3 separate regions of the Homo sapiens genome follow, and regions 1 and 3 are each linked to region 2. Evidence: chromatin loops called from intact Hi-C (ENCODE). Cell type or tissue: heart left ventricle. All regions are shown on one strand. Region 1 overlaps CASZ1 (castor zinc finger 1). Region 2 overlaps CASZ1 (castor zinc finger 1). Region 3 overlaps CASZ1 (castor zinc finger 1).

Evidence for each region. Hi-C counts contacts between places; a loop is a spot of excess contacts. Peaks named below come from ENCODE experiments on the same cell type or tissue, not always from the same donor. Only the 100,000 strongest peaks of a DNase experiment are listed, where the experiment ranks them.
Region 1: a loop joins it to region 2, with 2.0 times the contacts of the local background. A loop is called at or near these places in 19 of 110 quality-filtered maps.
Region 3: it touches region 2 in a loop (2.0-fold over the local background); 7 of 110 quality-filtered maps call a loop at or near these places.

The regions. Positions count from the first base shown.
Region 1 is chr1:10,733,712-10,737,711 of GRCh38, reverse strand. All of the region lies in intron 2 of CASZ1 (castor zinc finger 1), which reads left to right. Among named protein-coding and RNA genes, the nearest start is that of CASZ1, 61 kb to the left of the region's middle. RefSeq lists enhancers at 1-2,663, 2,389-2,891 and a silencer at 3,605-3,654. In heart left ventricle, no CTCF peak of the experiment used is centred here; DNase peaks (open chromatin) are centred at 341 and 2,265; H3K4me3 peaks cover 241 bases; H3K27ac peaks cover 2,072 bases.
Region 2 is chr1:10,786,493-10,790,492 of GRCh38, reverse strand. All of the region lies in intron 1 of CASZ1 (castor zinc finger 1), which reads left to right. Among named protein-coding and RNA genes, the nearest start is that of CASZ1, 8.2 kb to the left of the region's middle. In heart left ventricle, a CTCF peak has its summit at 1,566; a DNase peak (open chromatin) is centred at 1,732; H3K4me3 peaks cover 320 bases; H3K27ac peaks cover 1,088 bases; H3K27me3 peaks cover 299 bases.
Region 3 is chr1:10,712,640-10,716,639 of GRCh38, reverse strand. The region is part of intron 2 of CASZ1 (castor zinc finger 1); the gene reads left to right. Among named protein-coding and RNA genes, the nearest start is that of CASZ1, 82 kb to the left of the region's middle. RefSeq lists an enhancer at 3,800-4,000. In heart left ventricle, no CTCF peak of the experiment used is centred here; a DNase peak (open chromatin) is centred at 2,114; H3K27ac peaks cover 1,995 bases.

The DNA of each region.
Region 1 (4,000 bases), 53 kb after region 2:
TGTGCTGATCTTGTAGCTGCAGGCAGTAGGAGAGGCTAATGGAGCTGAGGGTCCCCCGTGGCAGCCCACAGACCCCAACCCTTACAGCCATGTAACTCCCTTGGGCACCCTTCTTCCAGGTCTGGGAGGTCCCCCAGATATCTCAGGGTATGCAAACAACAGCCCAGCTTTCTGTGTCTAGATTGTGCTCGCTGGTGGGTCACGTGTGGGTGGCTGGAGTCCTAGGGAAACCCCACCCACTTCTCTGCCCTCCAGCGGGGCAGCCAGGACGTGAGGTCTGGTCCTTGAGTTCTGTGTCCTCTCTCACTTCACCGCTCCGGTGGGCTGGGACTTCTGAAGGCCCCTCCAGGCTGACGGCAGCCCTGGGCTCCATGCCCAGCCTGAGAGGGGAGGGCCCACGAGGGTGAGGGGGACGCCCAGGGTTGGAGCGGGGCTGTGCCTCCACCGCTAATGAAAATCGGAAACCAATTGAGCAGGACAAGGTGCCCAGCCAGCAGGTTGTGGGAACGAGGGGCCTAATGGATGTGGCTGGGTGGGGAGCGGATGCCTCATTGATCGCCCAGTGGCTATATTTATCCACCTTGGTCTGTGGCCCCAGCAGCTGGATGGAGCAGGGATAAATAAATGGCCACTGAAATATTCATGAACTGCACATGTACATCCGTGGTCAGGGGACTGCCAAGGGCCTTCTCTTCCTTCCTTCTCCCCCTCTCTGCAGAAGCCTTTCAGGAAATTCCTCCCACCTGGGCCAGGTGAAGTGTGGCACAGCTCCAGTGGGCACTCAGCCCAGCCCACGGCCCCAGGAGCACCTGCAGGCCCGGGCACCTCCCACCCAGGCGTGCCAGTCCCTGCCTTCCCCTTGTCCCCATAGTTCCTCCCACGTCCCTGTCCTTCAGTGATGGATTGGACACGTGGGGCTGTGGCTGTCTAACTGGCCCTGTGTCCGCTACTAGACCGTGTACTCCTCAAGGACAAGCTGGTGGTTCACTCGTCCTTATTTCCCACGTGGCCTGGCATGGTGCCCGACACATCCTTGAGAGAGGGGCCTCGTAGGTGATGAATGAGAACTCAGAGTTGGGTTTGAATCTCCGCTCTGCCCTGTGTGTTTTGGGGAGTGATCACGCTTTGCTGGACTCCATGTACTCATCTGCAAAATGGGATTAGTAGCAGTGTTGCCAGCGTTTCTTAAGTGTGGGTCTGGGACTGCCCAAATCAGAATCCCGGGTGGAGCAGGTTAAAAACAACAAGCCCGGCTCCATCCAGACTCACGGGATCAGAACATCCCAGGGAGGGGCCTGAGGACTCCCCGGGTTCGGGGTTCTCAGTGCCATGCTGCTCACTAAGGTCTGGAGCTCCCGTCTCGTTGCCTGCTGATCCCTTTGTCCAGGTGGCAGATGCTGACCGTGAGCCCAGAGTTACGTGTGTGTTCTCTAGGACCTGAGTGATGGGGACCAGGAGTGTGAGGGAGGCAGGTGCGATTCTGAAGCGTCCATCAGTTGGGCATTCTGGTGAAGCTGCCTGGCTTGGGGGTTCCTGGAGACTGAGCTGAACTTGGCACAGTGGTCCTGGGTGGCAGGGCCCAGAAATGCTGCCAGTACCGCCCATCAGCAACAGGTGGGTGGGGTTGGGTGTGGCCACTGGGACATCGTTCATGACTTGGGGTGGTCTGTTGCAGGACAGAGTGATCTTTGGGGTTTCCTCTGCCTTTAATGCTCTGCATTCTCCCCCTGTCTTAAGGAGGTCAAACTGCCCTGCCCCTGGGTAGGAGAGAGTGGTGTCCGCAGGGCAGCTACTTGACCAGAGCTGGCTGAAAAAGCACATTTTCAACCTGATGTGCCTGGGGCTGCCCCTGATCCTAAGCCACTGCCTCTGGGCTCCCTGACTACCTACAACTCCCAGTGTCCCCTTGGTGCAGCCCAGAGCGAGGCACTGATGGCCTGTCAGATGACACTGGGCCTGTCCCTTGGTAGGCAGATGCCCGTGACTTGAAAAGCATTTGACCTCATTTAACCGAAGGAACTGAGGGTTCAGCTGGCCATCTGTGGTGGGTTCTCTGAGAGCTCAGGGCACAGAAACCGGGAGAGTCATTTGGGATGGGTAAAGGCAAAACTTCTGTCCGTGGCACTTGGCTAAGAGGCACCAGCCATCCCTCCTTCCTGCAGCACACCCCCTCCCCCAGGCAAAGTTTGATCCAAACTTTGGGGACAGCCCTGGCGCTGCGTGGAGCTGGCTGAGCCTGCAAGTGGCAGCGGGAGCAGAGGGAGGCAGCCCTGGCGCCTGACTCCGCCAGTCCCCCGTCCCCTCCCAGAGCTCCCGGGCCTCGCCTGCGTTTGCAGGCGCCTCTCTCGTCAGCTCAGAATGCAGCTTGGGGCCCGTGGCGGCTCAACCTTTCCCTCTCCCAGAGCCCCGGTCTAATCAACCCCTATAATTTATGCAGAAAATATGATTTATATTTAATTTCACCACACTTGCATTGTTAATTTGAGATGTAATTAACCCGTCGCCATGACAACTAATTTTGTGATGCCGTAAATTACCGCCGTCTTTTCATCAAAATTCAGTTACTTTGGCTCCTGTGTGCAATGTACTGATGCAATTAGGTTGCTAAGGGCAACTCAAAAGTGTTCAATTTCTTTTGTGCAACTGCAATGGGGTAGAAGCTCCCTTGCGTCCTCCCAGGGTCCCGTTGGTCATGGGGCGGGGAGTTGAGAGTATGTGGCCGCCCTCAAGGGATGCCTCTGGAAAGCCGGACTGGGTGGGCCCTTGTGGCCCCCCACTTCTCTCTCTCCCACCCTCTTCTCTCCAGTAATTGTTTTTAAACAGTGACCCCTAGATGCATGCTCCTCAGATCCTCCGTGGCACCCCAGGGCAGGTGTAAAGGGCCCTCTCCTTAATGGCATGGACTGTGCCATACACCTTCCACCCCCAAACATTGTGGTGCTCCGGTTAGAGAAAGAGAGAAAACCACATTGCCTTTCTTCTCTCCTGGTGTCTAACTTGTTTATATAGATCTTCCCTTCTCCCTCTCTCTCTCTTTCTCTCTCTCTTTTTTTCTTTACTTAAAACAAAAACCCTCTGTGTTGCTTTTGTCACGTTAATTCCCATTTTGCCAACACCAGGGGCCCAGGCAGACGAGTTACCAAGGAACACAAAATTTTAATTAGTGTATTTTAATCATTCAGGCTTTCCGAGCTAATCCACATGCCCTAGAGAATTCCCGAGATGCAGCTCTGCCCTGCTTTACCATTTATTGTTGAGTCTATTATAATTACTGTTAGCAGGTGGGGACTGGGAGATGTTTATTATGAGTTTTTCATCTTTAGTATAATTACCGAAAAAAAACAAAATAAAAAGATGTCGTTGTATTTTGTTTCCTAGAATTTTTTTTTTTTCCAAGGGAGGGCACGGCCATGGGATTTTTTTTTTTTTTTTTCTTGCTTCTTCCCAGGCAGGTGACTTGGAGTTTCGGTGCTGGAAGACACACTCCTTGAGATCAGCATGAGTGGTGCTCAGTACTCCACAGGCTCAGGAAGGGGGGCGGCTGCCACCTCTGCCTGTCATCTGCTCGGGCAGGCCCTGGGGTTGTCCCCTCCCACCCATGTGTGCTGTTGTACTTTGAGAGAGCAGGGCTGGGGATGTACCAGCGCTCCTCCTGGGCTGGTGGCTCTGCCTGGTTGGGTCGGCCTGGGGGCCTGGCCAGGTGGACCTGTTAGGGGTGAGACTAGCACTTTCGCTAGTTATTAATGTAACAGTTAACATTTATTCACTGCTTAGTATGTGCCAAGTGCTGTGCCACGCCCTTTAGCTGCATTATTTCATGGACTCTCCTTCAGCAGCCCTGTGAGGCAGGTGCCAATATCACCTCTGATTTTATAGAAGAGGGGGCCAAGGCTGGGGATCCCAGAGCTAAGAAGTAGCAGGGAAGGATTCCAACCCAGCTGTGTCCCCAGAGTCCAGGCTGCCCAGTACTGACTACACTGTACTGGTTCCTCTGAGCTCA
Region 2 (4,000 bases):
TGTCTATATCAGAAAAACAGACATGAGCAGAGGGAACCGAAGAGAGGCAAACAAGCCTGGTAGAGGAGAGGGAGCTCAGGGGGAGATTCACGGAGAGAGGAGAGAGATTTAATTTATAGACATTTTAAAAACCGTAATTTCATTAGGATCTGTTCTTCCCTTTCTCTGAAGGGCAGCCCGGCAGACCGATAAGGCCGGTCCCTGTGCCCGGGATACGTGGCGTGGTTGGGAGGGTGCAGGCTGGAAGCATCATTGCCAGCACCCCGTGTTGGTTTCTTCTCTGTCCACTTTCTACTGGCTTTCTTATTTTGAAATTAAAAAGTCCCAGATGGCCAGAAGTCAGCCGTGGTTCTGGCTGCCTGGTGATCTCTCCTCTGGCTGCCACGCCGCTCTGCGAGTGGGTCTGTCTTCTGCCTGGGCGGTGGCATCTGCGTGGCTCCCTTTGGTTGCAGGGCTGCCTGGTGTGCCAGCAGCAGGAGGCCACTGGGGGAGGGGGGCACCCCCACCTCGGGCCCCCTTGAGTTCACCAAGTTAAGTTGCTGTGGCTCTGAGGCCACAGCTTGGGGAAAAAAAGCTAAAGCCTGTCGTAAATTCTGCAAAAATTAATCAAGCGTTTAAGAGCTGCACGTTAACGAGGTTTTGCAGGCAAGCTGGGCCCTTCTCCTGTTCCCCCTGTTCAAAGTCCGGCAGAGTGAGGGGTGGCCTGGACAGTGTGAAGGGAAGGGGGAGTTTTTTTTTCTTACTTGGAATAATTGAGGACAACCAGGGAGAAGGAAGAAGAGAGATGGGTTTATTGAATAGAAATTCTCAAGTGCCCTTCTTCCATATTGTTGGAAATTTTTTCCCTTTTGGTCTGGATTTGTCCTATGTGTCTTTGGTGGAAAAGACACGTAGAGAAAGAGAGTGAAGGTGCGGGGAGAGAGAGAGAGAAAGAGAGAGAGAGGAGGATAGAGAGAGAGAGAGAGAGACAGGGACGTGTCGCTCCTTCGGAACTCATTATCATTCTTAATAAGTCTTAAGGAATAAGGAAGCGCATTGAGTGTAAATGCTGGGTAATCCTAACACTTCTCAAGGTGAGAGGAGTCTTGAGGACACAGAGAAAAGAGCCAGCAGAGGAGGGGGTGCGGGGGGCAGGCAGAGGCCCTGGGGAAGTGGCAGGCCCAGGGTTTGGGAGGCTCAGCAGGAGGCCTGGAGGCTGGGGTGGGGGGACCCCAAGATGTCCCAGGTGGGATGGGTTGTCTGAGATGACCCAGGGGATCTCAAAGATAGGGGGCTTTGCTAGGAGCAAGGAGCAGGGGTGATGGGAACAGCCCTGTCTTGGGTGGGGGGTGTGGGCAGGGGCCACAGGGTATTTGCTTTCTCCTGGGCGCCATGTCCCCAAACAGCTTGGCTCCTGACCCCTGGCCTCAAGTCCCTGGAGAAGGCCCAGGTGGGGGTAGGGTTAGAGGAGGCTTGTCCCACCCCACGCTCCCCCTTACTGTCCCCTTGGGCTCCCCTGCAGTGGCCACTGTGAGAAGCAGGAGGGACAGAGTGGTGGCTAGAGCTCAGCTCTGGACACTAGGTGGCTTAGAGGATCTGCGAGGTTCTGCAGAGCGGCAGCGGCTGCTGGCTTCCCCTCTGTCCCCACTGGTGGGCTCCTCTGTGCGATGCCTCTGCTGGCTGGGCAGGAAGCCCTGGCACACAGGAGGGAGGGCGCTGGCCCAGGGCATGGCACAGCTCCCGGGCCAGCCCTGCCAGTGACCAGCTTCCAGGCAAAGCAAGGATGAGGCCGGGGCAGCTCCCGGGTGAGGAGGCAGCGGTCAGGGACACTTGCTGCCAAGACGACTGGAGTCCTGCCTGTGGTCTCCGCCTGTTCCATCCTTGGCCACCTGGGTGTGAGGCACTGCTGAGCCTTGGTTTGACGGCGGGCAGTCTCTGGGCTGTGCTTCTTCCCTTCTTTTGAATCCATGTGCCCCCTTTGAGAATCCTCTTAATAAAAAAAATCTCGTAAGCATAAATGTTGCTTATACTTTGAGGGGTTTCGCAGATCTTATAAATGCAGTCTAAGGACCCTCTAGGGCCCCCTGCTCTGGTGGGCTTCTTTCCAATTCTCCAGGATGAGGCAGGGGGGCAGGAGGGAGGAGGCAAGATCGGTCCCCACCACTACTCCCACCTGCCTGCCTCTGCACTGGGAGAGGAGAGTGCTGTCAAACTGTCACCCAGGGGACCCCATAGGTGGATCGGGGCTAGCACTCAGGTTGCTCTGTGAGGAACCCCACCTGCTCAGGTAGCGATGCCCCTCACCAAGCCAAAGGCAGCTCTCCCGGTTCCCCTATCCACAGTAATGGATACATCCCCTTAATGGCAGAGCTCTTGGGCACATATAAAGGGATGTTCTGGATGAGAACATCCCCGTATCCAGCTAACGTTCTCTGGGATTCTAAGATGTTTGAGCAACGGTCTTAGGCAAGGTCATGTTTGAACCTTGGATAGTTTGCTCTGTGGAGAGATGTCAGCATGGAGAATAGCACAATTCAGGTTGGACTTATCATAGTTTTAAAAAAAAACATTTTTTCAAACTCTGTGTTTCTTTTGGAAAGCAACTTCTGGGGAGCTTTTAAAGGGGATGTGTGGGAGTCAGAGGTGAAGGCTGGTGCCTGAGCCGGTGGGAAGCCCGGAGGGAGAGTGGGATGGGTTAATGGCGGGTGGATTCTGCTTTTCTGTTGTTTAAGAGCAGTAATGGCCAAATTGCATGCCCTGCGTGTGCCTTGCTGATGAGATTTACCAAAAGGAAGCCTCGCTGCCTCTTTGCTGATGGTCTCTGGGTGGGTGAGCGTGTGTGTATGCGTGTGTGTGTGTGCGGGTGATCGTGCGCGTGTGTAAATGAGAAGAAGGGGTGGGGGAATGAGCTCTGCCAGGCTGGCACCCTTCCCCAGCACTAATTGCTGGCAGAGTACCTATGAGGGCTGTGCCAGCGTCTCCAGCTCCGCCCGCCCCCCTCGCCCCCGGGGAGCTCAGCTGTGCCGCTCGCTATGTGAGGGCCATTTCTGGGCCCACTCGTCCCCACAGCTCCTTCGGGAATTTCGGGGAAATCTGATCCTTGGGGAGACCATGGGTCAGGCCCCAGCATCTCTGGCTGGGGATCGGGGGACGGGGTGAGACACGGGTGGCCCCGAGCTCCACTCAGGTCTAACTGTCCACTCCCCTACCCTTCTGCGAGCCCCACACTTAAGGTCTTGCGAGATGTGGCCTGATGGGCTATGCATCTGGGGACCCTGTTCTGGTACTGGCTCTGCAGTAAATCACTGTGTGGCCTTAGGTAGTCATTTTACCTTTCTGGGCCTCAGTTTCCTCTCTTGTCAAATGGCCTCTGACCGTACCACCCTCGGAAGGGTGTCCTGATGGTTGGCTGGGCTCTTAGCTATGAAAGTCCTTTTTAAAGTAATTAAACGTAACGAAGAATTTATCATGGTTGGCATTGTCAAGTGCAAGGTGTCCCCAAGGTCAGGGGAGCCGGTTTTTATGTCATATGGTATCAGTCTCAAAGGGGACCCCTGTGAATTCCATTCCAGAAAGCCGTGAGCCTGGGTGTCGCGGGTGGTGCTGGGGTTACATTTTTGTGTCAGGTTGCAGGTTGGTTCTGTTATCATTGGGAACTTGGGGGTGAATTTGGGGGCTGCCTTTCAGGCAGAATGGGGGATCCCATTCAGGATATGGGGTGTGCTTTACTGTTTTGTGCCTCTGGAGCCAACAGGTTCATTTGAGGAGCTGTATATAGTGTAGATGGTGCATTCTGGAGCGAGTTAGCTGGGGATCAAAATCGTGTGACCTTTCATCAGTGACTTAACTGGCCGGTGCCTCATCTATGAAATGGGCATAATAGTACCTACCTCGTGGGGCTGATGTGAGGGTTACACGAGCTAAGACGTGTGAAATGTTAGGACCACATGTCTGTGTGTGTTACAGACCCATGCGGGAGAGGACACGGAAACACTTGCGGCTTATCAGGGATTGCCATGGA
Region 3 (4,000 bases), 74 kb after region 2:
CTTCCGCCTGTTCTTCCTCTTCTTACTCTCTGCACCGGGGCATTCGTTCTGCTGCTCTCGCTTGGGGAGCCCCTTCCCTTGGGTCTGGCTTTACGCTCAGCACAGGGGCTCAAGTGCAGCCACCCTCAGTATCCCCCCAGATGGTCCATACGTCTCCCTCTGCCCACTGCTCCCCATGAATCTTTTGATGTGAGCAAGCCAGATTTAAGCCGGGGTCCCCATCCATGCCTCTCTGCCTGTGCCTCTTCTAGCCGGCTTGTGCATGTGACTTCCTCTGGAAATGGAGGCAGGTATCAGCACTCCGGGTCTACCCGAGAGCCATGTGGATGGGGAGCGGATTGGGTGCTGTGGAGTGTGGATTGGGTGCTGTGGGGTGGGGATTGGGTGCTATGGGGTGGGGATTGGGTGCTGTGAGTGTGGATTGGGTGCTGTGGGGAGCAGATTGGGTGCTGTGGAGAGCGGATTGGGTGCTGTGGGTTGTGGATTGGGTGCTGTGGGGAGCGGATTGGGTGCTGTGGGGTGTGGATTGGGTGCTGTGGGTGTGGATTGGGTGCTGTGGGGTGCGGATTGGGTGCTGTGGGGTGCGGATTGGGTGCTGTGGGTTGTGGATTGGGTGCTGTGGGGTGTGGATTGGGTGCTGTGGGGAGCGGATTGGGTGCTGTGGGGAGCGGATTGGGTGCTGTGGGGTGTGGATTGGGTGCTGTGGGAAGCGGATTGGGTGCTGTGGGGAGAGGATTGGGTGCTCTGGGGTGTGGATTGGGTGCTGCCGGGAGAGGATTGGGTGCTGCGGGGAGTGGATTGGGTGCTGTAGGTGCGGATTGGATGCTGTGGGGTGTGGATTGGGTGCTGTGGGTGTGGATTGGGTGCTGTGGGGTGTGGATTGGGTGCTGTGGGGAGCGGATTGGGTGCTGTGGGGAGCGGATTGGGTGCTCTGGGGTGTGGATTGGGTGCTGCAGGGAGCGGATTGGGTGCTGTGGGGTGCGGATTGGGTGCTGTGGGGTGCGGATTGGGTGCTGTGGGGAGCGGATTGGGTGCTGTGGGGTGCGGATTGGGTGCTGTGAGGTGCGGATTGGATGCTGTGGGGTGTGGATTGGGTGCTGTGGGGGGCGGATTGGGTGCTGTGGGGTGTGGATTGGGTGCTGTGGGGAGAGGATTGGGTGCTGTGGGGAGTGGAGGAGGCATCTCTGCTGCCTCTCTCTGCCCGGCTGCTCCCAGGCTCCTTGTCCCTTCCTAATGGCACGATCCAACAGAGCCAAGGGCTTGGGGTTCTCACCGCAGATCCTGCCTAGCGCGGGTACAGGACTGCTTCTACCATCGTAGACAGTCACCAAGAGGTGACTCACAGAGTTGGTTGAGGAAGAGAGGTCTCTGCCCACATAGTTGTCCCCAAACATGGCCGAGAGGCCAAAGCTTGCCAAGGCCCACAAGCCGACCCCTCAAACAGGATGGAGGTTGCTGAGGCCAGAGGATGCTTCTGGGGCAGTTATGCGGAGCCCAGAGTTGGGCCAACCGGAGGCCAGGGTGGGCTGACTCGGAGAGTAACTCTGAACTGGACACCTAGTCCCTGGAGCCGAGGAAAGGTGGAGCCCGTGTGCTCCCTAAAGTCAGCTAATGGAAGGAAGGGAACCTGGACCAAGGTTAGGCCCGCGGCTGAGCGGCGGCAGGTGGGTCTCATAGGAATTCCTCGGCTTTGGATGCTGGAGCAACAGGACTGGCATGGCTGCTTGGGGAGGGCCAATGCTGGGCTGGGTGGAGACAAGGCAGCTCTGAGGAGAGGGTGGGGGTTGGGCTGGCCAGGGAAGGGGCAGAGGGTGGAGGAAACTGCAGAAAGGCCGAGGCCTGGAGACAGACAGGAGGAATAAATGGAAGTGACAGGGTCAGGCCAGACCTTTGTCCTGCAGCCTGATTAGAGAGTCTGCCCTGGATTTCTGAAACTTTGGGATGTTGTCGGACAAACTGGAGCTTAATTCTGTCAGAGCGCTGGGGAGATTAGAATTGACATCCTGGGAGCACATTCCTGGCTGGGCAGAAATCCAGCCCCCGCTGGGAAAAACCTGTGAAAGCACGGCCAGCCCAGTGGTGGTGGCGGGGGGTGCCCGTCAGCACCAGTGGCCACTCCAGCCTCGTGGGCCGGAGCCAGGAGCACTGGGAGGGCCGGTCGTTGGAAGGCTCTGGCGTAGTGGAAGGTGTGGAGGCTCAGCAGAGCCACTGCCGAGTCTGAGTTCCAGTTCTGTGCCTCATCCTAGCTGTGCTGCCTCGGGCAGGGAGCTTAAGTTTCTTTCTTTCTTTCCTTTCTTTCCTTTCTTCCCTTTCTTTCTTTCTTTCTTTCTTTGAGATGGAGTCTTGTTCTGTTGCCCAGGCTGGAGTGCAGTGGCACGATCTCGGCTCACTGCAACCTCCACCTCCCAGGTGCAAGCGATTCTCCTGCCTCAGCCTCCTCAGTAGCGGGACTACTACAGGTGCGTGCCACCACACCGGCTAATTTTTGTATTTTTCATAGAGACGGGGTTTCACCATGTTGGCCAGGCTGGTCTCGAACTCGTGACCTCAGGTGATCCACCTGCCTCAGCCTCCCAAAATGCTGGGATTACAGGTGTGAGCCACCACGCCTGGCAAGAGCTTGTTTCTTAACCTTCATTTTCTTATCTGTAAAATGGGACAGTCTGCCTCTGGACCCACTGAATTTTCTTCTCCTTTGAAGTTGAAGGCGTAACCTTGGGAAGCCAAGAGGGATGGGTCAGACGGTGGTGGAGCTCCTGAGCCAGGGCCTGCTGGAAGACAGAGAAGGTTCCCCTTGCAGAGTTTTCTGGCACAGGGGCGGCCAGCAATGCCAACCCGGCAGGGCTCTCTGGCTCAAGCATGTGAGAGGTGGCTGTCCCCACACGACGTGTGTCCTTTCCATCAGCCACCTGTCCTCATCAAGCCTGGAGAAGCCCAGCAGGGGACTTAGAGATGGCCTTGTCTCTCTGTAAGAGCTCCCAGGAAATCCTCACCCAAACGAAGAGAGCTGAGGGAAACAGATGGAGGCCTGCCTTCCGGGAGCCTCCAGTCCAGGATGGCTGGCCTTAGAACCAGAGAGGGGGTTAGAGGACTATAGTGAGGGCCAAGCGCCACAGCCCCAAACCAGGCTGTTTCCGGAAGAACAGGGTACCCCTCCTCACATCCCTCCTGACTCTAATGACTCTTAAATTGTAGTAAATATTTTGGCTAATGTAGGCTCTCATGGCAGAGAGCAAAGCTGTCTGCAGTTCAGGACCTACAAATTATTTATTAAAGATTTGAGATGCAGTGCAATTATGTGGAAAGAACCCAAAAAATTAAATAAATAAGTAACAAAATAAATAAATAACAGCCCCACTGGCCTCTTGAAGGCTTGGGAGCGGCACATGATTGCCGTCTTGATGAAATCCCCCCGGATGTAATGAGCTGATTTTCTGCTGTTAATATTGCATCTGCTGATGAAGGATTCGTTAGGATAATGGAACGAAGCTAAAATATAAATGACTCCCTGTCAAGAAGCAGCTTTTGTTTGTTGATCTCCTGACAGTTCCTGGGCCAAGGCAGGGGTTTATATATGTACACGCATTCTGGAACAGGCAGGAGGGCGGGGGCAGGAGCTTGAGGGGGCTGCCCCACGAGCCTGGCTCCCTGGTTATTCCAGGCTTTCCCTTCGAGGTGGGGCTCCTCGACCTTGGGAAGCCCTGGAGCCCTGTGGGTGGGGAAGTCATCGACTCAGACCCATCCAGAGGGGCGCTTGTTGCACTAAGATGCTGAGCGGCAGCAAAAGTTATCTGGGGAGCATGGTGGAGAGATGGATTGGCTGGGCCGTGTGTATTGGGATCCGCACAGGAGAAGCGCTGTGTGTGTGCCGGGAACGGCAGCCCGCGGGGGTGCGGAATCACAGGCACTTGAGCGGGGGGGTCCTAAGGGGAGGTCCCTTCACTGCAACCATCCTAGCCTTTCTGCCTCGTCCTCTCCCTCAGTGATCACACAGCACATC